Linked DNA regions of Homo sapiens: region 2 is linked to region 1. A link is an interaction called in ENCODE POLR2A ChIA-PET data of the cell type or tissue named here. Cell type or tissue: GM12878. All regions are shown on one strand. Each heading gives the region's core, and the rest is flanking DNA. Links, peaks and the distances in the headings are about the cores only. Region 1 has its middle 640 kb from the start of TFAP2A-AS2. Region 2 has its middle 870 kb from the start of HULC.

The links. Peaks named below come from ENCODE experiments on the same cell type or tissue, not always from the same donor. Only the 100,000 strongest peaks of a DNase experiment are listed, where the experiment ranks them.
Region 2: POLR2A ChIA-PET joins it to region 1 with 10 read pairs; 1 of 35 experiments calls an interaction of 5 or more read pairs at or near these places.

Annotation. Positions count from the first base shown.
Region 1 is chr6:9,760,295-9,772,949 of GRCh38, reverse strand. It overlaps the pseudogene OFCC1. Among named protein-coding and RNA genes, the nearest start is that of TFAP2A-AS2, 640 kb to the left of the region's middle. In GM12878, for the core only: no CTCF peak of the experiment used is centred there; DNase peaks (open chromatin) are centred at 6,199 and 6,664; H3K27ac peaks cover 470 bases.
Region 2 is chr6:9,513,456-9,526,110 of GRCh38, reverse strand. No RefSeq gene overlaps it. Among named protein-coding and RNA genes, the nearest start is that of HULC, 870 kb to the right of the region's middle. RefSeq lists enhancers at 5,224-5,273, 5,680-5,759. In GM12878, for the core only: no CTCF peak of the experiment used is centred there; DNase peaks (open chromatin) are centred at 4,800, 5,130 and 5,670; H3K27ac peaks cover 689 bases.

The DNA.
Region 1 (12,655 bases), core at 3,162-11,161:
AGGGCAGTTCAAAAGCATCTGTAATCCTCTGGATTCAGCCCTTTATTCACCATTTCCTCCTTCTAAGGCTTTCTCTTTTGATGAAAACAATCCCCTTGCCCTTCATCTGGCCAGATGGGCAGGTGAACAGTTCTCCCCAAAGACCTACACAAAAACCCTGTGAGGGATTTGGAGAAGAAACGCTGCTAAGTGGAGCTTAACTGTGCTGACACCGTAACACTTTTCCAGTGCCCTGGTATCACTGCCTGTGAACTGCCAGCTCTCTCTGCACTCACAGACTTATCCTCTCACCAGTTCGTGGTCCTCATCCTTCTCTGTAAACTGATTGGCTCGTGAAAGGAGTTATGGCGAAGGGACAGAACCCTCTGTATCCTGAACTAATTTTAAAGTTTCTAACCTAGGCAATATAGGAACCCTTAGCTTTGCTACCTACCAAATGACACAATTAAATAGGGTTGTATGTCGTCGGCTCAGATAACTTTGAGACTTGGCTCCTGTAACATTTTCTTCATAGCAGCTGCAAAGAAATGCCATAATAACTGCACAAGAAATGGAAGGGTGTTCAATATTCAATTGATCACCTATGCTGTATAGGATATGGTACCAGATAATACTTATATCCTTAGTATTGTAAAGCATTTTACATGCTATTCTCACGCCTCCTATAAGAATCATATACATACATAAATTATACATATGTGTAAATTATATGTTATATAAATTATATATGTATAATATTTCTAATGTAATATATATGTTTATCTTCACGATTGTCTTATCTCTATTCTTTAAATTTAAAACTTCAATTCATGGACTTTAAATAATCCATCTGAGTTCACAAAGTAGTAAAAAGACTTGAATGTGTCTTCTGATCACCACCTGACTACCCTTTTTGCTATAGCACTAGATATTTTACATTTTCAAAATTCCTTAAAATACTTTCACCTCTCAATTTGCATTGCATTGGAAGAATGTTCATTCATTGTTTTGTGACCGATGTTGTATTTGACCACCAATATTCACAAACCAGATTTTAGTCTATGAGTTTGAAAATCAGATTCTAAGTTTTAGCAACTTATATTTAAAGATTTGCTTTTGATTTCTGTGGCAGGTCAGTATATGAGTGACAATACACACAACATATACAATGTGATGTTTTGGAATAAATTTGTACCACCAATTTCTATTTTAAAGTATAGATATGAATCTCTTTAAAGACATTGCTGTTGAAAAAAATTAATGATGATGCTCTTAGGGTTCAGAATACAGACAGAATTTATAGTTGTAATGAGGCAGAAAATCTATTTTCTGTCTTCTGAGTGTTGACAATATGGCTCAGGCATTGTTTTTCAGGCATATATTTAAGATATACATTTGTGCTTGGAAGACTGTTTAGATTATGAAAGTGCTTCCATGTGAACAGGCTTCATACATCCTGATACTTACCTGGGAATTTCTCTGCACACACTTACCTTTTGTTTTGGAATCAGAAGTTATTTCTTTGTATTTTTTCCCCTTTTGATCAGTTCTTTGGAGATGAACTAGTTTCCATTACTTTATGTCTTCCCAAAAATCCATCTGAAGGATTTTTTAGTGCATTAATTTAGATATTTCTTAAAGGAAATATAAAAGTTCAAGAAATGTTTGCAGTTTTTAGTATTCACAGATGTTTTTCTTTATGACTTGCCAACTAGAGGTAATGTCCACTGTTGTTATTATAATGTGAGTACTTAATAAAATGGCCTCTAATTGCTATTTCTTGAGATCTACCATATGCTTATAACCATGTTAAGTGCTGCGGAAGACAAAGAAATATACTATAACCTGTTTCTGCTATGAATTTAGTTTGAAGAAACTATGTAGATATTCATAGAGAAACCAAAAAGAAAGCAATTTATGCACTGTGTCATGAAAAACCTCCATCAAATCAGCAGCTTTGGTGGATAAACCAAATTTATGGTATAGTTCTTGGTAGCCATTTCAACCTTCTATTGAATGAGATTGAATAAAGTATCTAAGCAATTCATAAGGAAATGCCATCAAATTGAAATTTTAAATAGTTACAAAGGCTTTTTATCAGCAACCTGGCAAGGTGTGCCAATCAAATATATTTAGTTGGGACAATTCAAAGATCTCATATTTTTTCAAGAATATTGGTACTCTTTAATTTACTTAGGGATGGAGTAATTAAAAATATCAACACTGAATAGTCTACTCAAAAATACTTGTATGCTGTAGAAGCTAAAAAAGATAAAAAGGACCACAATGAAAGGCACTTACTTTAACTTGATATCTGTCATAACTGGATTTTGTTCTTAAGGTAATCAAATTGATCAATTTCATAGTAAAATAAATGAGCCTTGTTGAGTTCACTGGGGATTTGATGACATATCTAATTCACCCGAGTTTCATGCTTAGGTTTTCCTGGCTACAACAACCTGCCAAGCCAAAGCAACATTTTGCGATTTCAAGCTATTCCAACTACGAAGTTGTGCTAAAACTTGTATGGACTAATATCAAGGAATTTCAACCAACTGACCTCTTACAAACAATCATTTAAAACATTTGACAAGGGTCTAAATAAAAGGGAAGAGGAGTTTTAACAAAACTGTCTTATAAATGCAAGTCATGCCTGATTTTCTGCTTCTCTAGACTAATGATTTTCAAACTCCTTATCAGCATGTGGGTTAGGCCATTCTTGCGTTGATATAAAGAAATACCTTAGTCTGGGGAATTTATAAAGGAAAGAGGCTTAATTGGCTTATGCTTGTGCAGGCTGTATCAGCATAGCTGCAGCATGTGCTTCTGGTGAGGACCTCAGGAACCTTGCAGTCATGGCAGAAAGCAAAGCGGGAGCTGGCACATCAAATGGTGAGAGCAGGACCATGAGAGAAATGGGAAAGGTGCCACACACTTTTAACCAACCAGGTCTCACAAGAACTCACTATCTTGAGGACAGCTCCAAGCCAGCCATGAGGGATCCATCACCTTGATCCCAGCACCTCCCACTATGCCCCACCTTCAACACTGGGGATTACATAACATCTCAACCATGTCAGTACCATTTATAGTAAAAGCTTAACAGGAGACCCCAATAAATAAAACAGGTAAAACCCGAGCTTTTATGGTGGGAGAGGAAGAAAGAGCCCTGCTAGGTTAGCTGCTCCCCCTCCCTATTCCCTGCCATAGCAGGGCCCCAAGAACCCTTAGTTGAGCCACAGGGCTCAGTCTGCCTTCTGGACCCATCATCACAGGTTACAAAATTTTCTCAAGTTCTAGTAAGGAGCTCCGTAGACATTATGCAATTCCTGTGCTTAAATGGATGCTGTTGAGAATCACAGGCTGGGGGACTCAGGAGCTATTGGCGACAATGCTAGAATGAAGTAACCTGCCAGAGCACAGAACAGAGGCAAAGAGAGTCCTGGTAGCCTTCAAGTCCTTGATTCCGGTGTTCTTGAAATTCAGCAGAATTTCCTTCTCTCTGCCTTCTCCATAGACTTGTTGTTCAAACCTACCTTCAAATTACTCTGTTGAGAGCTAGTTCAAGTTGCATTTATTCCACTTGCACCCAGAAGTCCTGATTCAATACAAATACTGTGACCATCATTATGTTTGTCTTTCCATTCTGACAACATTTACATAAGCTGTCCCATGTGAAATAATACAAAAGTGAACATGTCGTGGTCTCTGCCATTACAGAGATAAAAATTTAGTGAGGGTATCTGGAGCATAAAGCAATAATTTCAATGCAAAACCCATGCCTAACGATGCTTCTTTATGATCAATGATTCTATAAGTCATTCTGGGGAAAATGTCACTGAAACTAGGTGAACTTTCAATCTGCTATTAATAAAACACTTCATTTTTTTCATATTTGTTAATTTCTTTGACAAGGGAGATAGCCTGACGGATCATTCTGTGAAAGGAAAATCAACTGTTTGGAGAATTGGAGAAGCTGAAGATTATTCACAGGACATATCTTACTTGGAGGAACTGGAGGAACACCGATTTTCTGTTTGGTGAGTCACTATATCCTTTCTTTCCATTGTCAAATTTAAATTTATTGACTCCAGCAAGAATTATTATTTTATTATTTGTTTATTCAAAATATTGATTGCCTTCCTATTGTAGGCTATAGAATGTGTACTCTGACTTCAGAAAGTTCATAGTCCAATGAGGAATATTAATGTTTAAAAACATCAATGTGATCTGATGATGGTATTTTTAAAAATTGCTCGAAGTGCAACATGCGCACACAGAGAAGATGATGGCTAAATTTACTAGAGAATGGGGAAGGGTTCTCAAAAAAAGTTTGAGCCAAGTCTTGGGGAGAAGATTGTAATCAAGAAATGGTGACAAATTGGTGTGGGCAGAGTCCAGAGATGGAATTAGGGGGATAGTTGGGTTTGACACATGCTGGATCCCTTAGTTCACTTAAGATCTAAGCAGGTCATAATTACTGCTCTCTCTACTTGGTGATGTGTTTACGGGTGTATCTGTTTCTGTGAACGCACATATAACTGATATGGAAGAGAAGTGCTGGGACGGGAAGGGCGTGGTCCCTTTAAATGATACAGAAGCGGGGAAGGGTGTGGTTCCCGGCTAGGGCTCCACCCCCAGGCCTGTGCCCATGGACCTAGGTGAGGACAGGCATTTTTGTTTTCCTGCCCAAATGTTGCATTTTCACCCTGGCCTGCCACACCAACATCCTGTGCCTAAAAAAACCCCCAAGACCCTAGCAGGCTGACACACAGGTGGCTGGACGTAGAGAGGAGCACATCAGCAGAGGAACACATGGGTGGCTGGATGTCGAGAGGGACACACTGACAGGCACCAACAGGCTGGCAGGCCACTGACTGGCAGAATGGCACACAGTTTGGCTGGGGCAGTCAGAGGAGAGCCTGGGCTGCCTTTCTCCAAGAGAAATCCTTTCCATTCCATCCCTTTCTGGCTTCCCCCATCTGCTGAGAGCTACCTCCACTCAATAAAACTTTGCATTCATTCTCCAAACCTAGGTTTGATCCGATTCTTCCAGCACACCAAGGCAAGAACCTGGGATACAGAAAACCCTCTGTCCTTGCGACAAAGTAGAGGGTCTAATTGAGCTGGTTAACACAAGCCGCCTATGGAAGCTAAACCAAAAGAGCACTCTGTAACACATGACCACTGGGGCTTCAGCTGTAAACATTCACCCCTAGACACTGTTGTGGGGTCAGAGCCCCAAAGCCTGCCCATCTATATGGTCCCCTAGAGGTTTGAGCAGCGGGGCACTGAAGAAGCAAGCCACATCCCCATTGCATGCCCTGCAAGGGGACAAGGGAACCTTTCCTGTTTCCTAACAAACAAACAAAAAAAAGCATGAAAGAGTGGGCAATGGATCTTCTCAGAGGTAAGGAGTACAGAATTTTGCAATGGTGGTGTCCATCAATGGTGGTGAGGAGGAATGACAGTGGCCATGTGACATGAAGAGTGACCTTGGAAAGAAGAGATGGTACCTAGTCAAAGTCATTCATACCTACCCATGGCCTCCCTGCCCACCCCAAGATCTATTCCTGAAATTCTTTTTCCACTGGGGATTTATCTGATTTGGTTCTCAGAATTTACTTTCACTCTTCCATCCTGGAACCACCATCGGAAAACATGGTATCAGCTCAAGTTTCCTGTGCCCAGTCACATTTTTTAGAACTCCCATTGATCTTAACTTAGAACTCTAAATGCTTTCACCAGTGCTTTCCTGATGCTGCCAGAGTGTGGTATTCAGGCCAAAGAGTGAGTTGTTTTCCAGATTAAGAGAAGCAGGGTCTGTGACTGAGAAGCATCAGGCATAAAGGGAAGCTACAGAGCTCAAAGACAAGAAACACGCATGGCTCTCCTAGAAAGAAAACATGTACAAGAGATGCTATTTGCTAGTAAGAAAAAGGCATGCTCCCTATTCTTCAGAAACTCTGTGATAGTCTCTAAGGGGAGTAGTGACATACTTGTTAGATTAGATTCAATAAAATAACTTCCAGAACAGAGGTTTTAGGTGCTTACTTTGATGTATGTAGATGAGTGATATGGTTTGGCTATGTTCCCACCCAAATCTCATCTTAAATTGTAGTTCCCATAATCCCCATGTGTTGTGGGAGGGACGAGCTGGAGATAATTGAATCATGGGGGCAGTTTCCCCCTTCCTGTCCTCCCGATAGTGAGTTAGTTCTCATGAGATCTGGTGGTTTTCTAAGGGGGTTCCCCCTTCACTGAGTACTCATTCATTCTCCTTTTTGCCACCCTGTGAAGAAGGATGTGTTTGCTTCCCCTTCTGTCCTGATTGTAAGTTTCCTGAGGCCTCCCTGGCCATGCTGAACCGTGAGTCAATTAAATCTCTTTCCTTTATAAATTATCCAGTCTTGGGTAGTATATTTGTAGCAACGTGGGAACAGACTAATGCAATGAGAGGGCTGGAGCTTCTGGTGAGTCATATGCTAAGTTCTTAGTTCTTATTCGGGGTTCACCAGGGCTGGAGGAAAAGCTTCATTAAGCCCTCAGGCTCCCAGCTCTTCCATTTCTCCTGTTTTCCAGGCCTTCTCTGATGACTCAGCTCCCTGTTGCCCTTTGGGAATGACCTTTCAGAGTCTAGAATATGCAGTGTCACAATGCGGTTATTATCTTATGTGTTAAGTTAAAAGGCTGAAGGGTTTCCCAGGATCTCAGAGCTTCAGTTCCTGATTGATCCTTTAAGATGCTTTACTCTCAGGCACTATGCCTTCAGTTGGTGTCCTCTGATGCTCTAAGAAGGCCAGATGCTGGCAATTACAGCTCCTGGGGCCAAATCCTGTTCTCCCTCTGCGTTTGTAAATAAAGTTTAATTGGAACTCAGACACATTCATTTGGTTATGTGTTGTCTTTGGCTGTTTTCCTCTGCAATGGCAGAATTACGTCCTTGAGACAAAGACAGTGTGGCCCACAAAACCTAAATTATTTACTATTTGGGTCTTTCCCAAAAAAGTTTGCCCACCTCTGCTCAACACTGACTTAAATGCTTCTCCGCTGCTCTCTCGTGATGCCACTCACAGTACTTTTAAATTTTAAAAGTCATTTATTTTCTAATTGACAAGTAAAAAATGTATATATTTATGGTGTATAACGTGATGCTTTGAATTATGTATACTTTTTGTAATTGTTAAGTCAAAGTATTTAACATATGCATTTCCTCTCATAATTATGTTTTTCTTGTGGGAACACTCTCTTACTAATTTTCAAGTATACAATATATTGCTATTAATTGTAGTCACCATCTTGTACCATAGGACTTTTGCACTTATTCTTCTTGTCCAACTGAAATTTTGTATCCTTTGACCTACAACATTCCAACCTCCCCATTCCTCGGCCTCTGGTAATCATACTTCTACTCTCTGCTTCTGTAGGCTCAACTTTTTAGATTCCACATATAAATAAGATCATGCAGTACTTCTCTTTCTGTGCCTAGTTTATTTCACTTAACATAATGTCCTTCATGTTCATCTGTGTTGTCACAAATAACAGAACTTTCTTCTCCTGTAAGGCTAAATAGTATTTCAGTTGTGTTTATATGCTGTATTTTTTATCCATTCATCCATCAATGGACATGTAGGATGCTTGTGTATCTTGGCTATTGTGAATAATGCTGCAATAAATATGGGAACACTCGCATTATTTTAAAGATATTTGTATGCTTGTTTCCCTCTCCACGCTGAGCTCCTTATGCATTTTGGTCATGCTAAATCACTAAACCACTTTCAAGGCTTCATTTCTTGAAACAACCATTTTATTTGCTCACAATTCTGAGGGCTGGGAATTCAGGCAAGACATAATGGAAAGCTCTTCTTTTGGTCAAAATAAGTCTCAAGGCTAGCAAGAGAAGGAATAGACTTCCCTCTTGATGCAGGAGTGGAAAGGTGATATTGCAAAAGGGCATGTTGGAATGGAAGATATTGTGTGGCCATCTTTAGAAACAGTCCACAACATTTTGCTTCATTCATTTCTGTGGGCACAGTTCCTCTCATAGGGTTCAAATAGTTGCTGAACGAAACAAGTTAAAGGAACCAAAAAGGTGTAGTCTCTGTAGATAGATGAACATGAGTATGAATTCCAGTTCTGCCACTGCTGTGTAATCATGAACAATTTGTCTGAGCTCTCTAAGGCTGCCTTCTCCTGTGTCAAACTAGAATAATAATATCTGTGTCTTGGGATTTGATGGATATTGTGAAAGTTGAGAGATAAGGTACAGAAGATATTCTTACAGCAACTAAAACACATAGATTTTTAATAAAGGCAATTATTATTAACATTATTAATAACCCATTTTAAGGAAATACATTTTCCAAGGGTTAAAATAGAGGGCATAGGTCACTCTGAGATGATTTATCACTTTCTATGTCTGCCTTTCTTTCTGTTCTTCAGACACACTGAATGCTTGATGACATCAGCGCCTTTCCACTTTATCTAGCATGTTCTGCCTGTTCCTAGCGATGTGATTGGAGGTTGCAGCATCCACTTTATGTCCCAGAGAAGCCTTTCCTGACTCTCTATGCAAAGTGGGACCCACCTCTATTTTGGCAATTTGCTTTTTCATCACCTTGTTGGTTTCCTTTAAAGTACTTAACCCCAATATAAAATAATCTTTCCTGTTTATTTCATTGATTTGTTCATTTCTGTTTCCTCTGACTAAACAGAAGCTGTAGGCAGGAATCCCCCTTATCTGGTCACTCCTAGGTCTCCAGGTCCTAGCTTTAGGGTACCTGGTACATAATATGACCAGCAAATACTTACCGAATGAGTGAATAGAAGGAGGAATACGTGATCACTTCTCTCTCTCTCCCAGACCCCTTCGCTATTATACCTATTTATTGACTTCCAATCTCTCCCTTCTCTTGAAACTGCTACCATTAAAAAAAGGGTAATATGGGATAATTAACCACTATACACATTTCTTTTTAAACCAGGGGTTGAGGATATGGGGGCTGCTGAAACCTCTATAAATGTCTGTTTTAAATGGTTTGAGATACAATCTGAACAATTTCCTTGATGTTTTATTAGAGCTGGTAAATCATTTATTGGGGCAGCCTTTACCTAAATCCTCTCCAAATCCCCATAAAATGCATTTAACACAGAATACTGTACTACCCAGCTTCAAAGATATTATATGATGTCGGGTGGGAAGCATTTGCTGCAGTGCAGCAAGTTTAAATATGTATGTTTTCTTTCTTTCTGTCTGATGTGCTCTATCTCCTACCCCCAACTCACTCCTCCCTTTTCCTCCAGCACTCATTTGAATATCCCAATGTTGGTGAATTTGGTAGATTGTGAAAACTTCAGGAGGTTCTAATACATATTTTTGATGTATAGGACTCTTAGCTAATCAAATGCAAGTTTATTTCATTTGTAGCTGCAAATAATTTTATAAAAATGGCTTCTGAAACCTAATTTTAAGACTGTCGTACTTTTTTTCTCAACCAAAAAGATACTCAGCTGAGTTGCCGCTAATGACATCCCTCTTCCTGCACATCTCACTCTAGTTGGTCAGCTGCCAGCAGGGTCAGGTAATCTTAGGTGACAATCTTTGGGATAGTCCCTGAGAGGATGTGCATCCTGACTGCCTTTTTTGTCAGCTGCAAGACCTCTATTCACAAGATGTTTACATTTTTACTTTGAGATATATTCCTGTGTGACAGGTTGACTATCTTTTGCTTATGTGTTGGATAATATGAAATGCCCAAGATATTCCTCAATATTTTTATAAATTGCAAGCACTGAATACATGTTTGTTGAAATAATATACAAAAAGTTAGGGTAAAATAAGAAATATTGGTATTGCCAGAAGAAAGTTCTGGAGAAAAGGCCAGTGGTACAAAATTTGAGGATGACTTTAGATGTTCTGAGTCAGATTGTCTGTGGTGGCTCTCATTTCTTCCTGGTGGACATGTTTCTTTCCCAAAAGTGCCTTTGCTTCCCCTCTTTTCTGATTAACAGATCTCCCCTCACCTCACACATACTCCATGGGGTTGGGCATGATATATGTTATGTTCCTATGACCACTATGATTGGCCCAGGGGTGGGCATGTGATCTGAACCAGGCCACCCAAATCCTTCCCTGGAATTTTATATTCTATTACTTAGAAATAGAGATTCCTTCTTCTCTCCCAGGTACTAAGCTGCAGTGATTTCAGTTTAATGCTCCCTATGGCCAAGGCTACTGTTTTGCTAGTTATGCTTCCTCTACTACCTCTTGTTAACATTTATAATTTCTATCCTACTTGAAACCAGTAGCTGTAGGAGCCCTACTGATACTTTGTAGGTGACACATGTATGTTCTGTCCTACAGAAAAGAAAATGAACAGTTGAATTCTAAAAATTATATGTTAGACATGAGTATATAGAGATAAATGGCATATCTATAGATAGATAGATAGATAGATAGATAGATAGATAGATAGATAGATAGATATATGTGCATTTCAGGTCAAAAAAGATACTGTCCACTGGGAAGCTTTAATTATTATTATTTTCTGAGTGAAAGGACTTCAGGGAGAATGTTTACAATGTCCATTCAGTTAATTATGCAAATAGCCACTCATTTGCCTGTGTAAACAGAGCTATAGAATCCATTCCCTGTGGAGTGAATTGGGTTCCCTGCTTCGTAATGCAGTACCTTAATCTTTGTATAGTGATTTCTCCAAAGAAGTAAGCCAGATTATGTGATAAGTACCTCTGGAAATTGCACTAAAGACTGTTTCAAAACAGTAGATGTCACTCCAGTGGTTTAAAGAAGTTAACATAGTTTTCAGAGGTACCTAACTCCTAAATGGGGAGAAGGTTCAGTAACAAGACAATCTTAAAATGTTTCCATTAGTATTCAAATGTAACTTCGTGGGTAAGCAACCAGAGAACCACATATTTGTAGAGCAGAAAGGGGTTTTGGGATTATTTGGTTCAGCCTTGCCAGTTTATACAAGTATAAAGCTGGGACCTACAGAAGCTAAGTGACTTGCCTTAGGTCATCCAGCTAATAAGAAGTGGAAATGACACTAGAACACACTTCCTTTCCATTTCAATTCAGTCCCAATCATAAAAAGTAAATTCTCCCTAGAACTCTGCTAGTCTTTTCGTAGTTTCCTGTTTCTATCAATTTCAAGCTTCTTTGATATATATCAATGCATTGATGAGAGTGCTGATTTGGGGGAAAATGCATATGATGGACTTACCTCTGTGGCAAGTCTCCTCCCGGCTACAAAGGTAGGGAATAGGCATATGCCCAGATGTTTGCAAAGTGCACATTGCTGACCACACAGGCTGAGCTCTTTTTGTGTTCTCGGCCAGTTGTCTATGTCGCTGACCTGACTGTACTGCTTAGGGGAGGTATGGGTTAACTACACATCACAACAGGAAAGTTATTCTTTAATAAAACTGATACACTTTCCTTTTTATAACACACATGTGATTTGACATTGAAATAAAATGCAGATGCTTCTTTGATTGGCGTATTCCCTGTTGTGCTTTTCTGAAACACCTTCACATATGGTCTGCCTCATTCCTGAGAAATGACTTGTTGTTTATGTCATACAAACAGAACAGATTGATTTTACAGTGAGTAAGGAGGTTGATGAATTGTACATTGGAGAGAAATCTTTGTCTCGGCAATCCAAACACTTGAAAATAAATGTTGCCTTTTGGAAAAGGCTCTCATGATACAACCATGATCCCTTTATTTCATGCCCCCTTTATAGGGGTTAAATAGATACAACACATGCAATCTCAGCAACAAAAAAGGTAGTTACAGTCACCTCAAAATATAATTTTTCTTCTTGCTTTGAAACATATCCTGAAACCTAACAGGTCAAAAAATGTCAGACTCGTCCCAAAGGAACAAACCCTAAATATTAACTTCAACATTGTGTCTGCACTATGACCAGAATGAAACATTCCTGATATTTGGTAGGAGAGCAGTACTCTTTTCTTATTTATCAACTGAATCTTAAATATAAAATTCTTATGCTAAGAAGTCTTCTTAAGGGCCTCCAACTTTCATTCCTTCAGAATTATTTTGTGCAATACGGTGAAAGCAATGTGCGCTCATTCCTCTGATTAGCTAACCATATCCATGGGTGCAGAATTTTAGTTTATAAATCTCTTTTCCACAGTTTTTTCATTTGGTGCTCAGAACACCCTTGTGATACTCTTATTCCCATTTTACAGATTATATATCTGAAGTCCAGAGACATTAGGTGGCTAATTTACCAATACTCAACTAGTGCATCTATGCTCTTTTCATATGGCGTGGAATTCTCTAACTAGTCTCAGATTCATACATAGACATTAGTTCATGCGTTCTGCAGTTTTAAAAATATAATGTCTTAAGTTGTATTCTACTGGCATGTTCTGCAGAGTTCAGTGGGTGTGGAGTGAGAATGAGATGCCATGCGGAGGGAAGCAAAGTCGGCTCTAGAATGGTTCATCAGAGCAAAATAACTATGGAGATCTATTCCTGACAGTAATTTATCAATGATGCACGTATAATTAGGGATTGAGTGATCTTTATTAGATGTGGCTAATGCATGACCATATATTTGTACTGAGAGGGAATAAGTCATGGTGGCTAAGAATACAGGCTCTGGGAACATAGTACCTAAACTCAAAC
Region 2 (12,655 bases), core at 1,575-9,574, 250 kb after region 1:
GCTCTAGAGATCTGCTGTACAACATTGTACCTAGAGTCAATGATAAAGTATCGCATATTTACAAATGTTTTAAGAGGGTAGATCTCATAAGTGTTCATACCACAAGAAAATAATTATGAGCTTACATTTCTCCATCACACAATGGTGAAAAAAATTATCAAGGGATAGCTAGCAACCTTGCAGGAAAAACATTTCTTACTATAACCCAAATGACCCTACATATAAAGAAATTAACCAACATTGAAAAGTTAAGAAACAGAAACAAAACAATTAAAAAGAAGAAAGAAAAACAAGAAAATGAGCGTAAACTCTGAAATCAGTGTATAAAAATATAAGCTGAAACTTTCAAGTGATGAAGAAAATTAGCTGCAACCTAGATGAGGTTAGATTTCCATCTACTCAAATCAGAAGACAAAACATGTAAAAGACTACTTAAAGAACTGGGTAAGGAGTTGTATGAAAGATCTCCAGGTGAATTCCAGGTGACAGTGTAGACTTCTGGGCTTTCAAGGACAGTGAATTGTAAGAATGATCCCAGGGTATCTACCATGTACAATTTGGGTAGAATCCCACTGAAACTAGTTCTTACGTCTCAGGCCCGGCCTGGCACATCTGACCTCTAGGCAAACATCTTAAAGTGTCAATTTTTTCCATCTGGTAATTGCAATCTGTCTGATTTTAAAATAGTTTTCAAAGTTAAAAGCTTATTTGTTTTTTTTTTCTGTAAATTTTAAAGGTATTACTGCTTAATGCATAGCTTCTCTTGTTGCTTGACAAGAGTGATGTTGATTCTCATTGTCCTCTTAATGTAGGTAAAATTTCTCCCTGATTGCTTTAGAATATTAATATGTTTTTCTTTTGCTTATGTTCTGCAGTTTTGCTACAGCATGTCTATATACAGATTTAGCTATTTATTTTCTGTTGGGTACTTACAGTAGCCTTGTGTTCTGAAGACCTTATATATTTCTTAAATACTGAAAAAAAAAAAAAAAACCCAGCAGTTCCTTTTAGAAGTATTACCTCGTTACCATTCCGCGCACTCTCTTCTAGTTGTTTTTTTTTTTTTTTTTTTTTTTTTTGAGACGGAGTCTTGCTGTGTCGCCCAGGCTGGACTGCAGTGGCGCGATCTCTGTTCACTGCAAGCTCCTCCTCCCAGGTTCACGCCATTCTCCTGCCTCAGCCTCCCGAGTAGCTGGGACTACAGGCACCTGCCACTACTCCAGGCTAATTTTTTTCTTTTTTCTTTTTTTTTAGTAGAGACGGGGTTTCACCGTGTTAGCCAGGATGGTCTCAATCTCCTGACCTCGTTATCCGCCCGCCTCCGCCTCCCAAAGTGCTGGGATTACAGGCGTGAGCCACACCACCCGGCCTGTCTTCTAGTTCTCTTATAAGACAAAGGTTGGAAGCTCTCAACTGATCTACTTTCTCTTCTCCTGCTTTTTAAAATTTTGTCTATTTAGCTCTGTCCTGAGTTCTTGTTGGAATCTTTTGCAATTCAATAATTCTCACTTCTGCCGTCTATAAACTATGGTCTGTCCTGCCTTTTTTCTTGTTTGAATATAATATTCTATGAATGCTAGAGCCAGACTACTCTTCCACATTCTAGGTGTATGACCTTGGATAAGTAACTTCATCGCTGTACCTCAGTTGTTTTCTTTCTTTTTTCTTTTCTTTTTTTTTTTGAGATGGAATCTCGCTCTGTTGCCCAGGCTGGAGTGCAGTGACACGATCTTGGCTCACTGCAAGCTCCCTCTCCATGGTTCAGGCCATTCTCCTGCCTCAGCCTCCCGAGTAGCTGGGACTACAGGCGCCCACCACCACGCCTGGCTAATTTTTTGTATTTTTAGTAGAGACAGGGTTTCACCGTGTTAGCCAGGATGGTCTCGATCTCCTGACCTCGTGATCCGCCCACCTCAGCCTCCCAAAGTGAGTTGTTTTCATTTTTAAATGAAGATAATAATAGTATCTACCTCGTTCAGTTGTAGTAACATACTAATTCATGCAAAACATTTAGAAAATTATCTGGCCTAAAATATGCCAGATTATTATTATCTTTACCTGTTCTTGATTTACTTGTGACTGGTTTTGTTTTACAAGTTTTAAAAAATAAGTAGAATTCATGTTTTCCTTTTGAACGTTTAATACATATCTCAAAAGCCTGGTCAGACTCATCTATACAATTCATTTAACCTATAACACATTTTTATTCCAAGTGGTTTTAACTTACTTTATTCACTTTCTTATTCACATGCCTTAGAAATTTGGTTTATATGCTGGCAATGAGTGGAACCATCCCAAAGCCTTTACTCCCCATCTCTGTGCTAAGCCCTCCCTGTCCAATGATTTTCTGTTTATATGTATAGCCTAATCCAGAATCAGGTCAAGTCATAGAAGCAGCTTTCCTGACTCAAAGCCAGGCTGGGGATATCACATATCTCAGGAATGAGCTCAGAGGGCAGCTGACTTAGCTCCTGGTTGAAAATCTGCACTTGGTTTCTTGATGTGTTATGTTCCAAGAGTCATGGCTGCAGACAGAGATTAGTGATGACTTTTTGTCTTACTTTCAGGTTTCAAATTGTGAGGAGGCTTTTTTCTTCTTCTTTTCAATTCTATTTGAAGTTTAATCTCCATTTTCCTTCAGACAAACTCAGTCGCCACGACCTGCATTCAACTTTTCATTTCTTGCCCCTCACCATTTTATGTTTCTGCTCTCTTTCTGGCAACAGAGATGTTTACTGTATTTTTGATTCTGGCTATGTCCTCTTAGTTTTTCTCGTTTTTTACTTTTTATCTGCCACGTGCATATGTTTGAAGCAAGGAAGGCATTTGAAGCTTGATCTGCCCACCTGATTTCTAGATAGTCATGTTTCTCTTGTCTACACTTTTATTCTGTTCTTCATTTTTAGATTGACACAAATTGCTGGTGGGTATGTTGCCAGTTTTCATATCACAAGTAGATATGCACACCCAACACAACACACACACACACTCACATACACTCACATGTGTAGATCATTTGCCCAGGCTCAGAATATTGAACCTCTCTTGTGACACAAATTCAACATTAACAAAGCAATTCTTATATTTTTCCAGGATGTTAGAAACCAATCAGAGTTTTGTCTTTTTTTTTCAGTTGTGTTCTAAGAAATGTACTAATGTGTTCCAAGTGTTTATAAAAGTATTTGCAAGAAAAAATTATATTTGGGATTATAGTTGACCGAGCTGTTGGGGACTCTTATCCATTGTGAATGATAGTGCAGCTTTACCTCCAATAGGCTATGTCTTTTTCTTTCATGAATGCCAGTACTGACTACTGTTTAGTCCAGTTTGTTACTGATATGAAATGTCATCTTTCCAATGCTTTAAAGATATAACCTGTTAGAAGGTTTTTGTTTTGTCTTGAACTAGAAAAACGATAGTGGCAAAACACTGATAATTTTGCAGCAGTGAATCCTCTTTCAAAACGACAGTTCTCTTTGATCAGACAAAAGCTAGAAAATGTATTGTCACTTTTAAAACTACTTAATCTTTATTACCTTTTGCATGATGTTTTCAACAATAATAGAATGTTAACGAAGAACAATTTTAGTGGTGTTTCCAGTCAATAAATGGCACATACCAAAGCAAAAAACGTGGGAAAACCAGTTTTGCAGCACTTTTCTGACCATCTAGCTCTGACACTGAAAAAAAAAAAAAGGCTGAAGATAATTTTTGGATTGTGCCTTGGGTCCTGTGAATTCTACTCCTTGTCCCAGATGTGGCTGCATGCATGAAAGAGCTGGGCTGAGATTATCTTAGATTGTGTTGGAGAGAGCTTTCTAATGAACAAAGAACATTTTCAAATGTTCAAATGTTGTGTAAATTCAAATGTTGTGTAATAAATATTATGATGACGGTAGGCCTGAGATTCTACAGGGCTGTGTACACAGGCAAGGCCACTGATCTAGACCGTTAGGGACACTGTGACCATGTGACCTACAGGAAGAGTTGTATTTGCATAAATTAAAGTAATTGCTGAAGACGAATCCTTAACAATGTAAGAGGAGGCACTAGAAATGACCCACAAAAGAGTCACATAAAATATCTGCCAAGTTCAAGAACCAATGCAATTTCCCAACAATATTAATCTAATAAGACGTTTTGCTCTTCTCCCTTCTGCCCAAACTTCTCCCTCTCTCCCATTCTGGAGGGTCCGAAACCAAGCTCGGTGGGATGGAGAAGAGGAGGTAATGTATAAGGCAGGGGAGGGGAGAGTAACCAGCCCTCTTACTACACAGGCCTGGGCTGGACAATGGCAAGAAGCCCTTACTTATTAAATTTGAGGATGGTACCACTATGTGGAGATGATCTTTTTAATCACTGAACAGAAACTGATTTCATTATTTGCCTGTAAGCAGAAAAACCAGAGGACTTGTCAAAAATTGCATCCAAGCATAGGGGAAAAACAAGCCCCATATAATACACATGAAAGATCAAAATAAAATCCTTCTTTGATTATCCTGCAAGTTATGTTTCTTTGGTGTAACATTTATACATGTAAAATGGGATTAATAATATAATAATAATAGTTACCTGGGATGGTTGTTGTGATAATCAAGAGAGACAATATGTGTCAAAAGATGACATACACCTGGCTTAAAGAAAGTATTTGCTGCTATTTTAATAGTCTTCCTGTTGTAACTTTATCATGCAAAATCACGTGAGTGGGCTGGAGAACTGAATAGATTAGTAAAGGGGAAAAACAAATTATGAAGAAGAGACAGAAATGGAAAACCCCACTGATTTGCCGATTATGTGCAGTGCATAGGGAAAGCCCACAAGGTGAGAGGCTGAGAATGGCTATGGGGGAGATAGGAATCAAATCATCGTTACCCAGAGGCTGCAAGAGGTTTTCACATCAGGCCTCCAAGACCAAATTGTCACACAGGTCACTACCTTGGGCCTGAGAAGTCAGTTTATCTGCCTGGTCTTTTGTTTATTTATTCAGCTAAAATCTTTGATATTTTCTGTGGAAGTCTGTGAGACAGAATCATGGCAGTCAGAAGAGAAACAAGTTATCCTGTTAAAAAGGTATTCTTTATTAAGTTTAAAAATTTCCCCCAATAGTTCATTGAATGACTCACTTTCCGAGGATTTTTTCATGAATATGTGGTATTTAAGGATGTGACTCATATTCTTAGCAACGTTGTAAATTTGACACATTAAGACAAACGGTTGAGACACATACAGAACAATAATGGGCTACTAATGCAGGAAAAAAATCTTTGAAATCAAGATGAGACTTCTGTTTATATGGTGATATGCCTGGATTTCATATTAGCCCATGTTTTATATTTGAGCCGAAATGTTAAAATCCAATCACCATAATGTTCTGAGCTACATGTTTCCAAAACAGCTGATATGGTTTGGATATTTGTCCCCTCCAAATCTCACATTGAAATGTGACCAATGTTGGAGGCAGTCCTTGTGGGAGGTGTTTGGTTCATGGGGGAGGATCCCTCATGAATGGCTTGGTGCTGTCCCCGCAGTAATAAGTGAGTTCTCGCTCTGTTTGTTCACGGGAGAGCTGGTTCTTTAAACAGCCTGTCATCTCCCTTTTGCTTCCTCTCTCGTCATGTGATATGCTGGCTCCCCCTTTGCCTTCCACCATGATTGTAAGTTACTTAAGCCTCATCAGAAGCCAAGCAGATGCTGGTGCCATGCTTGTATGGTCTGCAGAACTGTCAGCCAAATAAACCTCTTTTCTTTATAAATTACTCAGTCTCAGGGATTCCTTTATAGCAATGCAAAACAGACTAAAACAGTAGCTGATCAATTCACTTCACATTTCAATTTCAATTTTTTGAAATTCAATTTTTATTTCGATTTTTTCTCCCACTTTCATAAAATAGTTAACTGAATTCTGTATGGAATTCCTAGGATGCTTTCATGCCATTTGGACACAATCAAGCATCCATCATGTCCATTAGATTTTTAGTTCAATTACCAAAAGGACATTTTCCTCCTCAACATAAACTTGGGTGTATGAGACCCTTAGAAAGTAACTTCATTGTGTTGATCTTAATCTCATAATGCAGTTTACCTTTCTCCCAAGGAGCAGTGTACTTATTACAGAAGAAAGCTATTTCCAGTATCTCTCCCTGTGTGTGGTGGGTGTTACATTTATAGCAAAGATCTACAAATAAGGTTTCAGTATTTATGTTTGCTGTTCTGCTATACTGTTTTCTATTGATCTGTTTTTACTAAGACTGATGGTAAGGGCTATGGGATATAGAAGTTATTTTGAATTTCTGTTTAGATAAAATATATCAGTGCATTTAGTCATCATTGGAAATATATGTCCAAATGGGTTTAGTCGATGTTTAGAGGCTAAAATTTTCATGCAGAAGAAATTAATCATCTTTGTAAGAACTTAGAGTTAGTAAAGTTAGCATAATCTGAATGTCATATACTTGATGATATTTAAAAGAGAATAGATTGAAGTAAGAGTCGATACAGGTAGATCAATGAATATCATCAGAAATGTAGATAATTAAATAATTGTAAGAAAATTTCCACATTCGTGTGACAGTGCACACAACTAATTATACTAATCACAGTATATATATATGTATATGTGTGTGTATATATGTATATATGTGTGTGTGTGTGTGTGTATATATATATATAGATTTTTGTTTCATCCAAGAAACAAAGAAAATTGCAGTTCAGCATTTTCCTTAAGATACCTAATGGTATAGATGCTAATTTTATTTATGTCCTGTGTAAAAACTAATTGCATAAAAAAGAAGAATAACAGTTTAAAACCAGTCTAAATAAATGCTATTACTTATAAATTAGGGGAGGTGATATCTAGAATACAATGAACTGTTTTACTTACATAGTTTCAAATATCACTCCAATCAGGAAATACCTTACAATAGAACCCCGTGATGCATATATTCTGCTTCACTTTGGAGGCCCTATGTTTATATTAGGTCAAAATAGTTACTTTGAAAAGTCATCTATTTATTTGGTCACTTGCCTAATCGATTTTATGTAAAAACAGTTTGCCTAATGCCAAAAAATAGAAGCTACTTGCTTATGGCTTGAATATTTGGACATTGTTTTAACCCCATTTTATGTAGATATTTTGGTATTATATATATAAAACAGTCTTATGAGTCCTGCAAAATGGACTTAATGCCATGCTCAAAGTACCCTAGAGAAGATTCTAATGAAAAAATTGATGTCTCAATGCTTTTTCACCCTACTCCCTAAATGTTATTTCTTCGTTTCCTTATTCTTCAGCAGTTTTTATTTACATTTTTATTTTTTAATTGATCAAATAAAAGTTATATATATTTGTGGTATACAGGCGGTTTTGATATATACATGCACACATACACACACAAACACACACTCTGAAATGATTAAATAAAGTTTACATATTCATAAAGTTAAGTATGATGTCACATACTTATTTCTTTTTTTGGTGAGAACATTTAAAATCTACTGTCTCAGCAATTTTCAGGTATCAATACCTTGTTATTAACAGTAGTCACCATGCTGTACAATAGATCTCCAGAACTTAATCTTCCTATTTAACTGAAATTCTCTACCCTTTAACCAACATCTTCCCATTCCCTCCACTTCCCAGCCCCTCTGACAACCACTTTTCTACTCTGTTTGTATGAGTTCAACTTTTTTTGGTTCCACATATAAGTGAAATCATCTTCACCTCTTTACTTCTATTATAAGTCACATTTTATACAACAATCTCAGTCTGTATTAGGCTGAAGCCCAACTAGAACCTCCCAATTCTTTGCTAAAGTAGACAATGTAGCTGGCAGGGAAAGCCACCTATTCTAGGGGAATAACCTACAAACAATGTCAGTTTTAGATCTGACCATATCCTCCAATATTTGAAAGTGGCCTCCTGACAGTTCTGACAGTTTCAGCTATTGCAATTAGACCTGTTCTGATCAAAAGGGATTGTCCAGAATGTATTTATAAAATACGGATGGGGTTTAAACCCGTGTTATTCATCCAGTTAATCTAATTACTGCAGGGCATCTGTTTGGTGATCAGCTCATGCTTCCTTTGGGCAAGTTGAGGCATTAGAAAGATATGCTCTTGAACACTCCAAAGGTTTAGTATATTGTTCACTGAGTCATACTCTGCAGAGGGGTATGTGTTATTCAGATTAAATAGAAACTCTAGGTAAATGTAAATTATAATTATATGGATTGAAAAGCATGGGGATAACTCAAACCCCCTACTTATTCAGACAGATGTTAAAAATAGAATTTCGGAATACCTGGATACCTAGAGGAATTATTATTTAGAGCACATACTCAGATTTCATCTTCAGTAATTTTATCTTTGAATCACAAATCTAATTCCTTTTCTAATATAGCAGTACTTTTTTTCTTAATTCCACCTAATACTTGAGCTAAGAAAACATATTTTTATTGACTCTAATATTGGGAACCTTGAGGAAGAGCAGAAGTAGTAACACAGGACAACCTACCTTCTATAACCTAGTAGTTTTGGGGTTTTTTTAAAGCATTTTTCTATATTTGAAAATATAGAATTATATATTTCTATATTTGAAAATATAGAAATATATAATTTCTATATTTGAAAATATAGAAATTATATTTCAAATATAATATTTGAAATATCAAAATTCAAATTTAAGACTCAGGAGAGATCACCAGAAAGTGTGACTTTGAGTTGATAGTAATGTGAGCTCACTTAATCACTTACTCGCTCATTCATTCATTCAGTCACTCATTGAGTCTAACTCTGTGCCAGGCACTGTATACACCACTGTACACACCCTTGAGGTAGGCACAACGATGTCTGATGACTTAAAGCTCACTGCTGGGTGATTGGCAGGTGGAAAGAAGAAGGTGAAATAAAAATGGCAGCTGTACTCAGTTGACTTTCAGGCTTTACCTAGGACTAAAAAAGTTTATCAGAGGTCTTCTCTGGGAGGTCCTGAAAGGAAGTGAAATGTACAAAAAAGGCTGCCACTCCCTCTTTGCTGATGTAGCTACCTCCAGATTTTCAGTTCCATTTCAAGGGATTAAGACCACTCAATTATCACTTGCTTTACAGAACCAGGAAACATTAGTGTAGAAAAACTTGAGAAGTTACTCACTTAGATATGAATGGTGGAACAAGTGGGAAAAGGGAAAGCAAGAAGCAAATAATTCAGTTCTAATTGTTGCAGAAAGAAAGAGAGCGAGCGAATGGAGCCAAGTATTCATTCTGCCTCAGGTAATAAATGATGAAGAATGAAGAAAGATACCCCTCTGCTGCCGTCAATTCAGGACGCTGGTACAGGCACAGCATGGGCCCATGGAGAACACCTACACATCCAGCCCTACCTGAGCAGCAATTTCCTTCAGAAGTGCAGCTCTAGGTTTTGGTTTTATCTGAGGAATCACCTTCCTCCTCCTGCCAAGGAAGTAAAAAGTCCTCTGGAGTTATTAAATGATAAGTCAGAGCAATTCAAATAAAAGGTGATTAGCACCTCAAAGAACCTCACAAAAGCAATTTCTAGAGGTACTCTTTGCTGCAGAAGTCCTTTACACACCCAAATCCCTTGGCTCAAGGTCCCATCACGGCAGATTAGAGGTTGCTGGGTGGAGTGGAGCAAGTGTTCCTCTCGTTGGGATGGTTGGCTACGTCTCCCAGGAATGCTGACTCACAGGAGAAAGAGCAAGGGGAGGATCCAGCCTGCAACCTCAGCCCCCACAGGGTGTCCAGTTTACACAGCCCAGGGCCTGTCATTCAACAGGAGCCCGGGTTAAAACCAAAGCCTCACATTGGCAGCAAAGCAAGATACCAACCTCTCAAGTAAAATTTGCTGTGCGCTGCATCGGCCTCTATTTAAAGCTGATCAATCCTGGTAGGGCCCCTGTCACTATAAACTGCACTTCTCAGAGCTGTATTTTTAAGTAGGGAACTGCTTACAATAGCCATTTACAACTGTATGCTGTTTAATTAGCCAGCCTGGGCAGCGCTGCAGGCATAGATCACTTTGCTTTAAAGATTTCAGAATGTTAATAGTACAGTATATCATTTTAATTATTACTGGATTAATGTTGTGTCTCGAAGAACACCTAATGCAAATCATGAGGAATGGCCTGAAGTGACCCAAGGGTTGCGAGGTTTTGGAAAAGTAATAGTTCTGATGCTTAAATATAAGGACATTTTCTTTGTTCAAATGTCAGTCAGCATTCAGCAGCAGGGCTTTGTGGGGGCAAAGCTTTGTTTCGTTTATTAGTAGCAGTATTCTGCAGTTCAGGCTAAGAAAGGCCAAAGAGTTGGGTGAGAACTGCGAGTCTAGTGTGGTAGCCACCAGCCAGGCATGTGTGCTAAGAAGCGCTTGAATGTGAGTATTCTTCAGTGAGAAGTGCTGTCAGTGAAAAACACACACAGGATTGCAAAGACTTAGTACAAAACGAGGTGTAAAGTATCTTACTAATTTTTTTTATATTGGTTTCCTCTTTCAATGATAAAATTTAAGATATAAATGGTTAAATAAAAGCCATGATTAAAAAGTAGCCGGGTGTGGTGGTGCTCACCTGTAGTCCCAGCTACTAGGAGGTGTGAGGCTGAGGGGGGAAGATCACTTGAGACTGGGAGGTCAAGGCTGCAGTAAGCCATGAATGTGCCACTGCACTCCAGCCTGGGTGACAGAATGAGACCCTGGCTCAAAAAAATGAAAAAAAAAGTTAAAGATATGAAACATTAATTTCACCTTAATTTTTTAAAACTATTTTTAGTTTAGCTATTAGAAAATGTGTAATTACACGGATAGCTCAAACTAGTGACTCACATTTCATTTCATATGGCCAATGCTGGCCTACATTTCCAGGAAAAAAGAGAAAACTCAGGCCAACAATAAAAGTGCATTTAAAATTTCTTCTTTATTACCACTAGCTATATGGCAAGACGCTGTTAGTTTCATTTATACACACATACATGCACACACATATGTACATATGTGTATACATATGTGTAGGAGATACATATGTATATGTGAGATACATGTATGTATATATACATGTTTATACACACATACATGTGTATATATAATATGTATCTCATATATACATATATATCTATCTCTCCTATATCATATAGATGAGAAAGAGATATGTATCTTTTTTTAAAAACTTTTTTTAGTTTAGCTATTAGAAACTTTTTTTTGGCCAGGCGCAGTGGCTCATGCATGTAATCCCAGTACATGCGAGGCTCAGGCGGGCAGATCACTTAAGGTCAGGGTTCAAGACCAGCCTGGCCAACATGGTGAAACCCTGCCACTACTAAAAAATTACAAAAATTATCTGGGCATGGTGGCGTGTGCCTGTAATCCCAGCTACTTGGGAGACTGAGACAGGAGAATTGTTTAAACCCAGGAAGCAGAGGTTGCAGTGAGCTGAGATTGCACCACTGCACTCCAGCCTGGGCAACTGAGTGGTACTCCGTCTCAAAAAAAAAAAAGAAAGAAAGAGAGAAAGAAAGAGAGGAAGGAAGGAAGGAAGGCAAACTGCTAAATTCCATGGATATGGAGAACCAGTTAAAAGAAAACAACAAAAAAATATAAATTAGCAGGGTCTGCAAAGTTTGTGGAAAGTTAGAGAAGCACTAACTAAGCTTGTCAGGAAGCTATGGAGCTAACAAATTCCAAGGATGAACTAAAATCTCCTCCCAGAGCCTCACCTTTGCCACCATCATGCTGTTACTTGTTGGAAAAAGCTTCATTGTATCAACAGTGCTTCACAGCAAGTGTTATAAATGCTCTACAGCAAACCATGATTAAACCCATGAAGTATGTGCCCATGTAAGAAACACAGGAGAACATAGTTTTGACTCTACAACACTGAATGTCTAATTTTAAACAGATTTGAACACGCTCTTATGCCCTTCTCACCCCCTATTCCTGCACATTTGTTTGTCAAATGCCCACTTTCTTCGGTAATATAAGAGCCAAAAATTTAACAGGGGAAATGGTGTCAGGTTCACTCTAAAGGAGCTGAAATAAGTTATAAAGATGTCTCATTTGAACAAACTATTTTAAAGACATTTTTATGTCTTTGGCATTTCAAAATTCTCTATTAATATTTCCAAGAAATACTCATGCAGTCATCTGCTTTTGAAAGCTAGATTTCTTTTTATTTATTTATTTATTTATTTATTTAAATTATACTTTAAGTTTTAGGGTACATGTGCACAATGTGCAGGTTTGTTACGTATGTATACATATGCCATGTTGGTGTGCTGCACCCATTAACTCATCATTTACATTAGGTATATCTCTTAATGCTATCCCTCCCCCCTCCCCCCACCCCACAACAGGCCCTGGTGTGTGATGTTCCCCTTCCTGTGTCCAAGTGTTCTTATTGTTCAGTTCCCAACTATGAGTGAGAACATGCGGTGTTTGGTTTTTTGTCCTTGTGATAGTTTGCTGAGAATGATGGTTTCCAGCTTCATCCATGTCCCTACAATGGACATGAACTCATCCTTTTTTTATGGCTGCATAGTATTCCATGATGTATATGTGCCACATTTCCTTAATCCAGTCTATCATTGTTGGACATTTGGGTTGGTTCCAAGTGTTTGCTATTGTGAATAGTGCCACAATAAACATACGTGT